Regions from separate parts of the Homo sapiens genome. Here region 2 is linked to region 1. Evidence: chromatin contacts called from ENCODE Hi-C or POLR2A ChIA-PET data. All regions are on one chromosome and are shown on one strand. The core of a region is the stretch at or near the end of the contact, and the rest is flanking DNA. Distances in the headings are between cores, read along the strand shown.

Region 1 (5,639 bases), core at 228-2,727:
GTGGACAGAAACCTCATTATGTGGTACAGTACTTCACTGTTTTTTTGTTTTTTTTTTTTTTTTTTTTTTTGAGACGGAGTCTCGCTCTGTCGCCAGGCTAGAGGGCAGGCAGTGGTGCGATCCTGGCTCACTGCAGCCTCCAACTCCCTGGTTCAAGTGATTCTCCTGCCTCAGCCTCCAGAGTAGCTGGGACTACAGGCACCTGCCACCACGCCTGGCTAATTTTAGTACTTTTAGTAGAGACAGGTTTCACCATGGTGGCCAGGATGGTCTCGATCTCCTGACCTCGCAATCTGCCCACCTTGGTTTCTCAAAGTGCTGGGATTACAGGTGTGAGCTATCATGCCCAGCGCGTGACTTCACTGTTTTGTCTTATTTTGTTTGTTTATTTATTTATTTATTTATTTTTGAGACAGGGTCTCACTCTGTCGCCCAGGCTGGAGTGCAGTGGCATGATCTCGGCTCACTGCAACCTCCAACTCTCCAGCTCAAGCAACCCACCCACCTCAGCCTCCCTCGTAGCTGGGACTACAGGAGCATGACACCATGCCTGACTAACTTTTGTATTTTTGAAGAAATAGCGTCTCTGTATATTGCCCAGGGGCTGGTCTCAAACTCCTGGGCTCACGTGATCCTCCAGCTTTGGCCTCCCTAAGTGCTGGGATTACAGGCATGAGCCACCACAACTGGCCTATTTTTATTTTTAATTTTTTTTTTTTTGAGACAGAGTCTCGCTCTGTTGCCCAGGCTGGAGTGCAGTGACGTGATCTCGGCTCACTGTAGCCTCCAACTCCTGGGTTTAAGTGATTCTCCTGCCTCAGCCCCCGGAGTACCTGAGATTACAGGCACACGCCACCACGCCTAATTTTTGCATTTTTAGTAGAGATGGAGTTTCACCACGTTGGTCAGGCTAGTCTCGAACTCCTGACCTCAAGTGATCTGCCCACCTTGGCCTCCCAAAGTACTGGGATTACAGGCGTGAGCCACTGCGCCCAGCTGTATTTTAATTTTTATAATTTATTTTTATTTGTAGAAGAGGAGTCTTGCTATGTTGCCCAGGCTGTTCTCTAACTCCTGAGCTCAAGCAATCCTCCCGCCTCAGCCTCCCAAAGTGCTGGGATTACAGGTGTGAACACTGCAACTGGCCAACGTTACTATTTTAGGAGCAAGAAGTAAACTCGTTCACTCAATATCATTACACATATGGGGTCTCTGTTACAGCATCGGCATCTCTAACTGTAAACCTCTCAAGGTTCCTGCTGGTTTTCTTAGCCTCCAGTGAGCTACCTGATATCCTTCCAGTAAGTTCTTTTTCTGCTTCAGTTAGCCCAGGAAGGTTCCTGTTGCTGGCAATGCAGAGTCATTTTGCAACCGTTCACTCTGTGCTAAGCAACTTCCTAAGTGTTTTGCATGTATTAATTGATTCACTTTCATAATAAACTTACAAAGGAAGTTCTGTTATCAGGCACAAGATACCCAGTGACTTGCCCAAGCTCATCCAACTGGTATGAGGCAGAGCTAGGGATTGATTCCAGGCATTTTGGGATCTGAGCCCATGCCCTTCCCATGATGCTTCACTGCTCTCGAGACAAATGATCTAAGCCTAAAAAGACTGCAAGCTACATGCACGTTCATAGCAGCCCTATTCATAGCCACCACGCGGAGGAAACAACCCCAACGTTCAACAGATGTATGAATAAACAAATTGTGGTCTAGCCTCACAATGGACTATTATTCAGCCATAAAAAGGGATGATGGGGGCGGGGCACGGTGGCTCACGCCTGTAATCCCAGCACTTTGGGACGGCAAGGCAGGCAGATCACCTGAGGTCGGGAGTTCGAGACCAGCCTGGCCAACACGATGAAACCCCGTCTCTACTAAAAATACAAAATTCGGCTGGGCACAGTGGCTCACGCCTGTAATCCCAGCACTTTGGGAGGCCGAGGCAGGTGGATCACCTGAGGTCGGGAGTTCGAGACCAGCCTGACCAACATGGAGAAACCTTGTCTCCACCAAAAACACAAAATTAGCCGGGCGTGGTGGCACACACCTGTGATCCCAGCTACTCAGGAGGCTGAGGCAGGAGAATCACTTGAACCCGGGAGGTGGAGGTTGCAGTGAGCCGAGATCATGCCATTGCACTCCAGCCTGGGCAACAAGAGCAAAACTCCGTCTCAAAATAAATAAATAAATAAATAAATAAATAAATAGGAAATTAACCGGGCATGGTGGCCCATGCCTGTAATCCCAGCTACTTGGGAGGCTGAGGCAGGAGAATCGCTTGAAGCCAGGAGGCGGAGGTTGTGGTGAGCCGAGATCGTGTCATTGCACTCCAGCCTGGGCAACAAGAGGAAAATTCCGTCTCAAAAAAACAAAAACAAAAACAAAAAACAAAAATTAGCCAGGCATGGTGGCAGGTGCCTGGAATCCCAGCTACTCAGGAGGCTGAGGCAGGAGAATCACTTGAACCCGGGAGGCAGAGGTTGTAGGGAGCCGAAATGGCGCCACTGCACTCCAGCCTGGGCGACAGAGCAAGACACCGTCTCAAAAAAAAAAAAAACAAAAAAACAAAAAATAGGAAATCAAGACAAGGCAGGATAGGCCTCTACTTCAAAACAGAGAAAAAAGGGGCTGGATGTGGTGGCTCACACCTGTAATCCTAGCACTTTGGGAGCTGAGGCGAGTGGATGGCATGAGCCCAGGAGTTCCTGACCAGCCTGGGCAACATAAAGAGACCCCCATCTCTACAAAAAATTAAGAAATTAGCTGAGTGTAGTGGTGGCACACCTCTATTCCCAGCTACTCTGGAGGCTGACATGGGAGGATTGCTTGAGCCTGGGAGGCTGAGGCTGCAGTGAGCCGTGATTGCACCACCGCACTCCAGCCTGGGTGACAGAGCAAGACCCTGTCCAAAATGAAACAAACAAATGGAAAAAACAACAACAACAACCAGAGGCTGAGCACAGTGGCTCACACCTGTAATCCCAGCTTAAAAATCTCTTCCCAGAGTAAAAGTTAGTCTTCATGCTGGCCCAAGGCAGCCCACATTATACAGGTTTGTATAATACATACATCATATGTACATGCTTTTCTTTTTTTTTTTTTTTTTTTTGAGATGGAGTCTCACTCTGTTGCCCAGGCTGGAGTGCAGTGGTGTGATCTTGGCTCACTGCAACCTCCGTCTCCTGGGTTCAAGTAATTCTTCTGCCTCAGCCTCCCAAGTAGCTGGGACTACTGGTGTGTGCCACCACGCCCAGCTAATTTTTTGTATTTTTAGTAGAGACAGGGTTTCACCATGTTGCCCAGGCTGGTCTTGAACTCCTGAGATTAAGCAATCCTCCCACCTCGGCCTCCCTAAATGCTGGGATTACAGGTGTGACAGGCCATGCTTTTCTTTAAGAAATAAAATAACGGAGAATAAAAAGTAACGAAGTTGCCCATCACACATAAGAACAATTATTATTCAGAGAAACTTGTTCTAACAAGACATATAATACATAATGTATGATATTAACATATCATCCAATGTGTTATGGAACACACTTAATGGGTTTCATATGTTTATAATATATATTAAGTATATAGAATGCATATATATCTGTAGTTATTCTTCATGAAATGGAATACAATAAAATAGGAAATATTAAACCGGGCTGCAAATATTAAGGGTAATTATTTAATGAAACTTTCATTCCAATGATATGTACATAAGCACATACACTACATATAATAGATGATGTTATGTTACACATGACATAAAATATATATTTTATATTCCATTATATATTGTGTCACATAATATATGAATTATACACTTTTAAAATACATAGAATTGTAAATTATTGTATAAATATGCACACGATGGATTACATAAACTCTGCTTTTTTTTTTTTTTGAGACAGGGTCTCACTTTGTCTCCCAGGTTGAGGTGCTGTGGCCTGATCTCAGTTCACTGCAGCCTTAAACACCCGGGTTCAAGCGATCCTCCTGCCTCAGCCCCCCAAGTAGCTGGGACTACAGGTGTGTGCCACCATGCCTGGCTAATTTTTTGTTTTGTTTTGTTTTGAGACCAAGTCTCACTCTGGCACCTAGGCTGGAATGCAGTAGTGCAATCTTGGCTCACTGCAACGTCCACCTCCTGGGCTCAAGCAATTCTCCTATGTCAGCCTCTCATGTAGCTGGGATTACAGATGTGCACCACCACACCCGGCTAATTTTTGTATTCTTTTTATTAGAGACGGGGCTTCACCATGTTGGGCAGGCTGGTCTCGAACTCCTGACTTCAAGTGATCCTCCCACCTTGGTCTTCCAAAGTACTGAGATTACAGGCGTGAGCCACCGCGCCTGGCCTAAAACTCTGCTTCTTATTGTGGCACGTGGCTGTAGATTGAGGTGGAGGTTCTGAGATCTGCGCGCAGTGGGGGTTACTGCTGAGCACTGGGGTCATTTCCTATGGGGAAGGAGGGAGGGAGGGAGGACTCCACAGAGGGGGAAGCTGAAGCCAGATGTGGTGGAAGCAGAGGCCTGAGTGATCCTGTTGGGGCTCCAGAGCTGGGATGACCTCCACAGTTGTGCCAATCAAGGCAAGGGGCAGCCTTTGCTTGCCTGGCCCCCTCACCTAACTTCTCCCCTCGCTTACTCTATTCCAGGGGATGGTAAACTTTTTCTGTAAAGGGCCAGAGAGTACGAGAGCCCTAGGATCTCTGTGCAAATACTCAGCTCTGTCACTGTACTGCAAAAGCAACTGTGGAAAATATGCAAACGAATGAGCGCCTGGGTTCCAATAAGTCTTTATTTACAAAGACAGGAAGCAAGGGTCCCCTTGATTTGGCCCAAAGGCCTTGGTCAGCGAGCCTCTGCTCTATTCTGACAGCCAGAAACTCTTGCTGTTCCAGGAACAGGCCAAGGCCACATCTGTCCTAGGACTTTCACAGATACTCACAGCCCTCTTCCTATCTCCCTCCATCTGAAGCGCTGCCTCCTCCCTGCCCACCTGTCTAGATCAGCGGTGCCCGTAAGTCCGGAACTCCTACCCTGCCTCCATTCCTCTCAGTCCTCATCACCCTATGCTGGATTAGCTTTTTCCTTTTTTTTTTGAGATGGAGTCTCGTTCTTGTTGCCCAGGCTGGAGTGCAATGGTGCAATATTGGCTCACCGCAACCTCCGCCTCCCGGGTTCAAGCGATTCTCCTGCCACAGCCTCCTGAGTGGCTGGGATTACAGGCATGCACCACCATGCCCTGCTAATTTTGTATTTTTAGTAGAGATGGGGTTTCTCCATGTCGGTCAGGCTGGTCTCGAACTCCCGACCTCAGGGGATTGGCCCGCCTCGGCCTCCCAAAGTGCTGAGATTACAGGTGTGAGCCACCACGCCTGGCCACTCTTTCCTTCTTTATTGCCGGTCTCTGGCACTAGAATGTCAGCTCCAGTGAGGGCCTCTGCTTGCTCCCAACTGGCTCCCAGCTACTAGAATGGAGCCTGGTGCAGTTGATCCTCAGTACACTCAGAGTTGCCATGCTTCTCCTCTCTCTGTCCACACCGACTCCAGCTACAAGCCATTGCCACTGGGGGACCCAAGCCTGCCACTCAGCAACACAGCGACCAGCCCAGGAGTAGCTCCGTGAGCCAATAGATCAGGTT
Region 2 (5,559 bases), core at 1,919-4,418, 70 kb after region 1:
GGAGAAACCCTGTCTCTATTTGAAAAATACAAAATTAGCCGGGCATGGTGGTGCATGCCTGTAATCCCAGCTACTCAGGAGGCTGAGTCAGGAGAATCGCTTGAACCCAGGAGGCGGAGGTTGCAGTGAGCCAAGATCGCGCCATTGCACTGCAGCCTGGGCAACAAGAGTGAAACTCTGTCTCAAAAAAAAAAAAGAAGAAGAAATTAATGTTAATTAGGAGTGGTCAGAGGCTTGTGGATATGTAACAATTCTTCTTCTTCTTCTTCTTCTTTTGAGACAGAATCTCGCTCTTTTGCCCAGGCTGGAGTGCAGTGGTGCAATCTCAACTCACTGCAACCTCCGCCTCCCAAGTTCAAGTGATCCTCCTGCCTCAGCCTCCTGAGTAGTTGGGATCACAGGTGCCCGCCACCACCCATGACTAATTTTTTTGCATTTTTAGTAAAGACGGGGTTTCACCATGTTGGCCAGGCTAGTCTCGAACTGTTGACCTCAGGTGATCCGCCTGCCTCGGCCTCCCAAAGTGCTGGGATTACAGGCGTGAGCCACCGGGCCTGGCCAGAATTATCCTTATTTTTTTAGGCATGAATGCTCAATTTAGAGGGCTAAAAGATAACCTATGCGTTTTCGTGTGTGTGGGTTTTTTTGTTTTTGTTTTTGTTTTATGACGGAGCCTTGCTGTCGCTCAGGCTGGAGTAAAGTGGCACGATCTCCGCTCACTACAGCCTCTGCCTCCCGGGTTCAGGCAATTCTCCCGCCTCACCTTCCCCAGTAGCTGGGATTACAGGCGTGCACCACCAGGCTTGGCTAATTTTTGTATTTTTGTATTCTTTTTTTTTTTTGAGACAAAGTCTCACTCTATCGCTCAGTGCATTGTTGCTTAGTGGAGTGCAGTGGCGTGATCTTGGCTCACTGCAACCTCTACTTCTTGGGTTCAAGCAATTCTCCTGCCTCAGCCTCCTGTGTAGCTGGGATTACAGGCGCCTGCCACTACGCCTTGCTAACTTTTGTATTTTTAGTAGAGTCAGGGTTTCACCATGTTGGTCAGGCTGGTCTCAAACTCCTGACCTCAGGTGATCCATCACCTTGGTCTCCCAAAATGCTGGGATTACAGGCTTGAGCCACCGCACCCGGCCACATATGCAGTTTCTTAAAACTACAGACCAGGACAGGTACTGTGGCTCATGCCTTGTAATCCCAGCACTTTGGGAAACTAAGGTGGAGAGGATTGCTCAAGCCCAGGAGATCAAGACCAGCCTGGGCAACAGAGAACCTATCTCTATGAAAAATACAAAAATTGGCCAGGTGTGGTGGTGCACGCCTGTAGTCCCAGCTACTCAGAAGGCTGAGGTGGGCGGACCGCTTGAGTCCAGGAGGTCAAGGCTGCAGTGAGCCGAGATTGTGCCATGCCACTGCACTCCAGCGTGGGCAACAGAGTGAGACCCTGTCTCAAAAATAAAAAATAAAAAAAGAAGAGAAAGGAGAAAGAAGAAACAAATGAAATAAATATACCAAATCTGGTAATAGTTGAACATGGGTAACAGGTACAGGAGGAGTCACTGTACTAGTCTTTCTGCTTTTATGCATGAAAATTTCCTAGGAAAATGCTGAAACAATCCCTCTTCTGTTAGAACCAGAGAATGGTAAAATTAACGTCCAGCTTTTTTTTTTGTTTTTGTCTTTGTTTTGAGACAAAGTCTTGCTCTGTCGCCCAGGCTAGAGTACAGTGGTGCAATCATGGCTCACTGCAGCCTCAACCTCCTGGGCTCAAGCAATCCTCCCACCTCAGACTTCCTTGTAGCTGGAACTACAGGCATGCACAACCATGCCCAGCTAATTTTGTGTGTATTTTGTAGAGATGGGGTCTCACTTTGTTGCCCAGGCTGGTCTTGAACTCCTGGCCTCAAGCAATCCTCCTGCCTCAGCTTTGCAAAGTGTTGCGATTACAGGTGTGAGCCACTGCAACTGGCCTTGGCCTCCCTTAAAAACTCATAAGATCTGGTTGTATATCCTGTGCCTAGGTACATAGTAGGTGCTCAATAAATATTTACTGAGTTAACAAGGATAAAAGAACCAAAGAGCTCAGAATTGCAGTTGCTCAGAACTTCAGAGAACCAGGTCTTCACCATGACACACTGAAATTCATCCACCTTGGGGTTAAGAAAGGCCCTTGGGATCAAGACTACTGTCCTCCTTGTACAGATGGGGAAACCGAGGCTCAGAGAAGGGGTGGGGTTGGACCAGAGCTGCCTGAATTTTGTCCCCACCCCTGCTTGCTACCCCCGTCCATCCCCATCTCCCCAAGGGACTCACTCGAGGCTGACAGCAGGGGTAGCTAAACAGGTGAACTTTGCCAAAGTCATCAGCTGAAGCCAGCAACTTCCCATCATGAGAGCGGGCCACAGCGTTGATATCAGTGCCGTCCGCCCCCTCAGACCAGATCCCTGTGGGCAAGATGAAGGGAAGTGGTAAGATGTCAGCTGGAGCCAGGGACCGCCAAGAGGAGCAGATTGCCACTCCAGCCACCTTAATTTGTTCCGACCTAGCCTGTATCTATCCGAGGATATGAGTCAGAATTACCTTAAAATGTGAATCCGAGCCTGCCCCTGCTCTGCTTAAAACCCTTCCATGGCTCCCTGGTGATCTTAGAAGAAAGCCTGTGGTTCTAAGGCTCAGCAGGCCCCATGCACTGCTCCAGCCTCATCCCTCATCAGTGCTCCTGTTAAACTCTGTAATGATTTGGCCACCCTGCCTCCCTGCATTTCTCCAAATGCCAAGTTCTGTGTCACGCGTGGGCTTTTGTATGTACTATTCCCTTTGCCAAGAGACTGCTTTCCTTCTTCACTGCCCTGGAAAGTAACTCCTCATCCTCCAGGTCCTAGCTCAGATGTCTCTTCCTCCAGGAAGCCCTCCCTGATTCCCTCCAAGAGTAGGCCAGATGCCCCACCCTGGGTTTCCCTGTCTCAGACCTGCTCACTCTGGGTCATCACTGTCTGGGGACAAGTCTGCCTCCCCCACTGGACTGAGAGCCACAGGAGAGCAGGGCCGTCAGTCATGGTCACTGCCAAGCCCACGGCAGGCACAGAACTGCTCAGGGAATATGTGTTTGCTTCATTCGTGCCTGAATGAATGGGTGGCTAGGGCACCGGCAGTGTGGATCTCTCCTGGCCAGTTACCACGCCCATTTGGTTTCATTTTATTACAGCTCTAATGAGTCATCTCACCCTACCCTTTCCTCTTACACAAATACAGCCCACATGCAGTAAAGCAGTGAGCTTCCCACACTGGAGGTAAGCAGTAAGACTCTGGAAACCACCAGCGGGGATGTCTCTCAGAACTACTGTCCTCAGTGAGACCTCTCTCATTCCAGAACTCACCAAACACCCCAAACCCTAGGACACAAGTAGCTGTGGCCCATTCCATGTTCCTCACAGCATCCGCACTGGTGATCTGCTTACAGGTAGCCGGGTCCCCTGGGGCAGAAAATGGGAGGAGACATTCAGAGTTGGAAGAACTACCCAGTAAACCCATCCCTTTCTTAGACAATCGGAGCTGAGGTCCAAGACAGAGGAGGCTAAGGTCCCAGGGCTCATTCTACCTGTCAGGACTGGCTGAGAAGGCATCACATGCTGGGGTCTTCACAGCCCGCAGCGTAAGCAGGAGCATCTACTTTTAAACCCGCATCTGGCCGGGCATGGTGGCTCACGTCTGTAATCCCAGGAGGCAGCATGAGCCACAGCATCTGGCTGGATCACCTGAGGTCAGGAGTTCGAGACCAGCCTGGCCAAGATGGTGAAACCCCATCTCTACTAAAAATACAAAAATTAGACCAGGTGTGGTGGCTCATGCCTGTAATCCCAGCATTTTGGGAAGCCAAGGCAGGCGGATCACCTGAGGTCAGGAGTTTAAGACCAACCTGGTCAACATGGCGAAACCCTGTCTCTACTAACAATATTTTAAAAATTAGCTGGGCGTGGTGGTGGACACCTGGAATCCCAGCTACTCAGGAGCCTGAGGCAAGAGAATCGCTTGAACCTGGGAGGCGGAGGCTGCAGTGAGCCGACATCGTGCCATTGCACTCCAGCCTAGGAGACAAGAGGGAAACTCCCATCTCAAAAAAAAAAAAATACAAATACAAATATTAGCCGGGCATGGTGGTGTGCTCCTGTAATCCCAGCTACTCAGGAGGCTGAGGCAGAAGAATCACTTGAACCTGGGAGGCGGAGCTTGCAGTGAGCCGAGATCGCGCCACTGCACTCCAGCCTGGGGGACAGAGCAAGACTCCGTCTCAAAATAATAATAATAATAATAATAATAATAATAATAATTAAAAATTTAAAAATGTAAAAAAAGAAACCTGCATCCTACCCATCCGACCGGAAAGGGGAGGAGTTGACTAAAAGTGGGGTATACCAGGGAGAAAATGAGAAGCCAGCGGTCCCTAAATTCCAAATCAGAACCAGCCTTGAATACCAAGGGAGCGAGGCTTGAAGCCCCTCCCTCCCCTCCCAGAACTCAGGGAAGTCTGCAAATGAGACGGAGGAAGTAATGTCTCTGGGTCCCGGAGAACTCACAGTACAGAATCTCATAGTCCCCGGAGTTGGTGACAAAGCAGCTGCTGTCCTGGGCCCAATCCAGGTGGGTGATAAAACTGGAATGGCCCTGCGGGGGAGGGAAGGGATGGTGTTAGAGCTGCAGAGGGCGGAACCAAGGAGAGGGGGACAGGATTAAATCAGGAAAGTGGAAGTCAAATACAGAGGTAGGGCGAGAACACAAGGGGACTAAAGGAAGGATACACAGGCCTTTGGAGTATGGGGGCAGGGCCAGAATACTGTGGGCGGGGCCAGACTGTGATGGGCAGGGCTAGACAAAAAGCACTTAGAACACAATGGGAGTTTAGAACAGGTGGGCAGGGCTAGACACGGAGGAGCTGGCTTTGAATGTTGAGGGGCGGGGCTACACAGAGGGGCGGTCTCGGAACGTGAGGGGCGGTCTCGGAACGTGAGGGGCGGGGCTACACAGATGGGCTTAGCACGTGGGGGCGGGGCTACACAAAGGGGCGGGCTTAGAACACACGAGGTGGTGAATGTGTGGACGTGGCCAAGACTCCTTGCTCTGATCAGGGCAGAATCAGTTGAGTGTTGAAGCTGCGCTCCCTTGAGGTAGAAAATTGGTTAATTTTGCACCCCCTGGGCGGGGTGGCGGCGCGGGCTGGGGGCCACTGCCCACTCACCGAGCACTTGCCCAGGCGGCTGACCTTGCGGCCGCCCTGGTCCACCGTGTACACGTACACCAAGTTGTCGTGGGAGCCCACGGCCAGGTACGCCCCGTCTGGGGGAGGGGGAGGGGGGCTATGAGGAGGCACCCAGGCTCCATCCCCTCCTCGCCCAGACTCAGCCCCCTCAACAGTCCCCAGCTCCATCCCCACTGCATCCCTCCTAGGCCTCGCTTCGCAGGCTCCACCCCTCCCCCTGCCAAGAGCTCTGAGCCTCTGTCCCCTGGCCCTGCCGCTTGGGTGTCCCAGGCCTGCCGCTTACCTGGGGAGAAGCTGACCACTGA

Evidence for each region. A loop is a pair of places that touch in the nucleus more often than their neighbours do. ChIA-PET counts read pairs that join two places held with the same protein, here RNA polymerase II (POLR2A). Pooled maps may share reads with other maps.
Region 2: a pooled map shows a loop between it and region 1 (2.8-fold over the local background). The contact joins two enhancer-like sites. A Hi-C loop is called at or near these places in 2 of 50 pooled maps. POLR2A ChIA-PET finds 5 or more read pairs at or near these places in 5 of 52 experiments (AG04450, GM10248, OCI-LY7 and 1 more).

The regions. Positions count from the first base shown.
Region 1 is chr19:45,542,619-45,548,257 of GRCh38, forward strand. It overlaps OPA3 (outer mitochondrial membrane lipid metabolism regulator OPA3), which reads right to left. Exons shown (of 2, transcript NM_025136.4): 2 at 3,663-5,639. Among named protein-coding and RNA genes, the nearest start is that of VASP, 38 kb to the left of the region's middle. Within about 2 kb of position 1,478, at least 4 of the 41 ENCODE cell types and tissues checked have a DNase peak (open chromatin) inside an H3K27ac peak, as active enhancers do.
Region 2 is chr19:45,611,228-45,616,786 of GRCh38, forward strand. EML2 (EMAP like 2) reads right to left here. Exons shown (of 19, transcript NM_012155.4): 14 at 5,538-5,559; 15 at 5,234-5,331; 16 at 4,575-4,662; 17 at 3,378-3,473; 18 at 2,314-2,444. Among named protein-coding and RNA genes, the nearest start is that of GPR4, 12 kb to the left of the region's middle. RefSeq lists a silencer at 4,819-5,068 and an enhancer at 4,882-5,559. Within about 2 kb of position 3,169, at least 11 of the 41 ENCODE cell types and tissues checked have a DNase peak (open chromatin) inside an H3K27ac peak, as active enhancers do.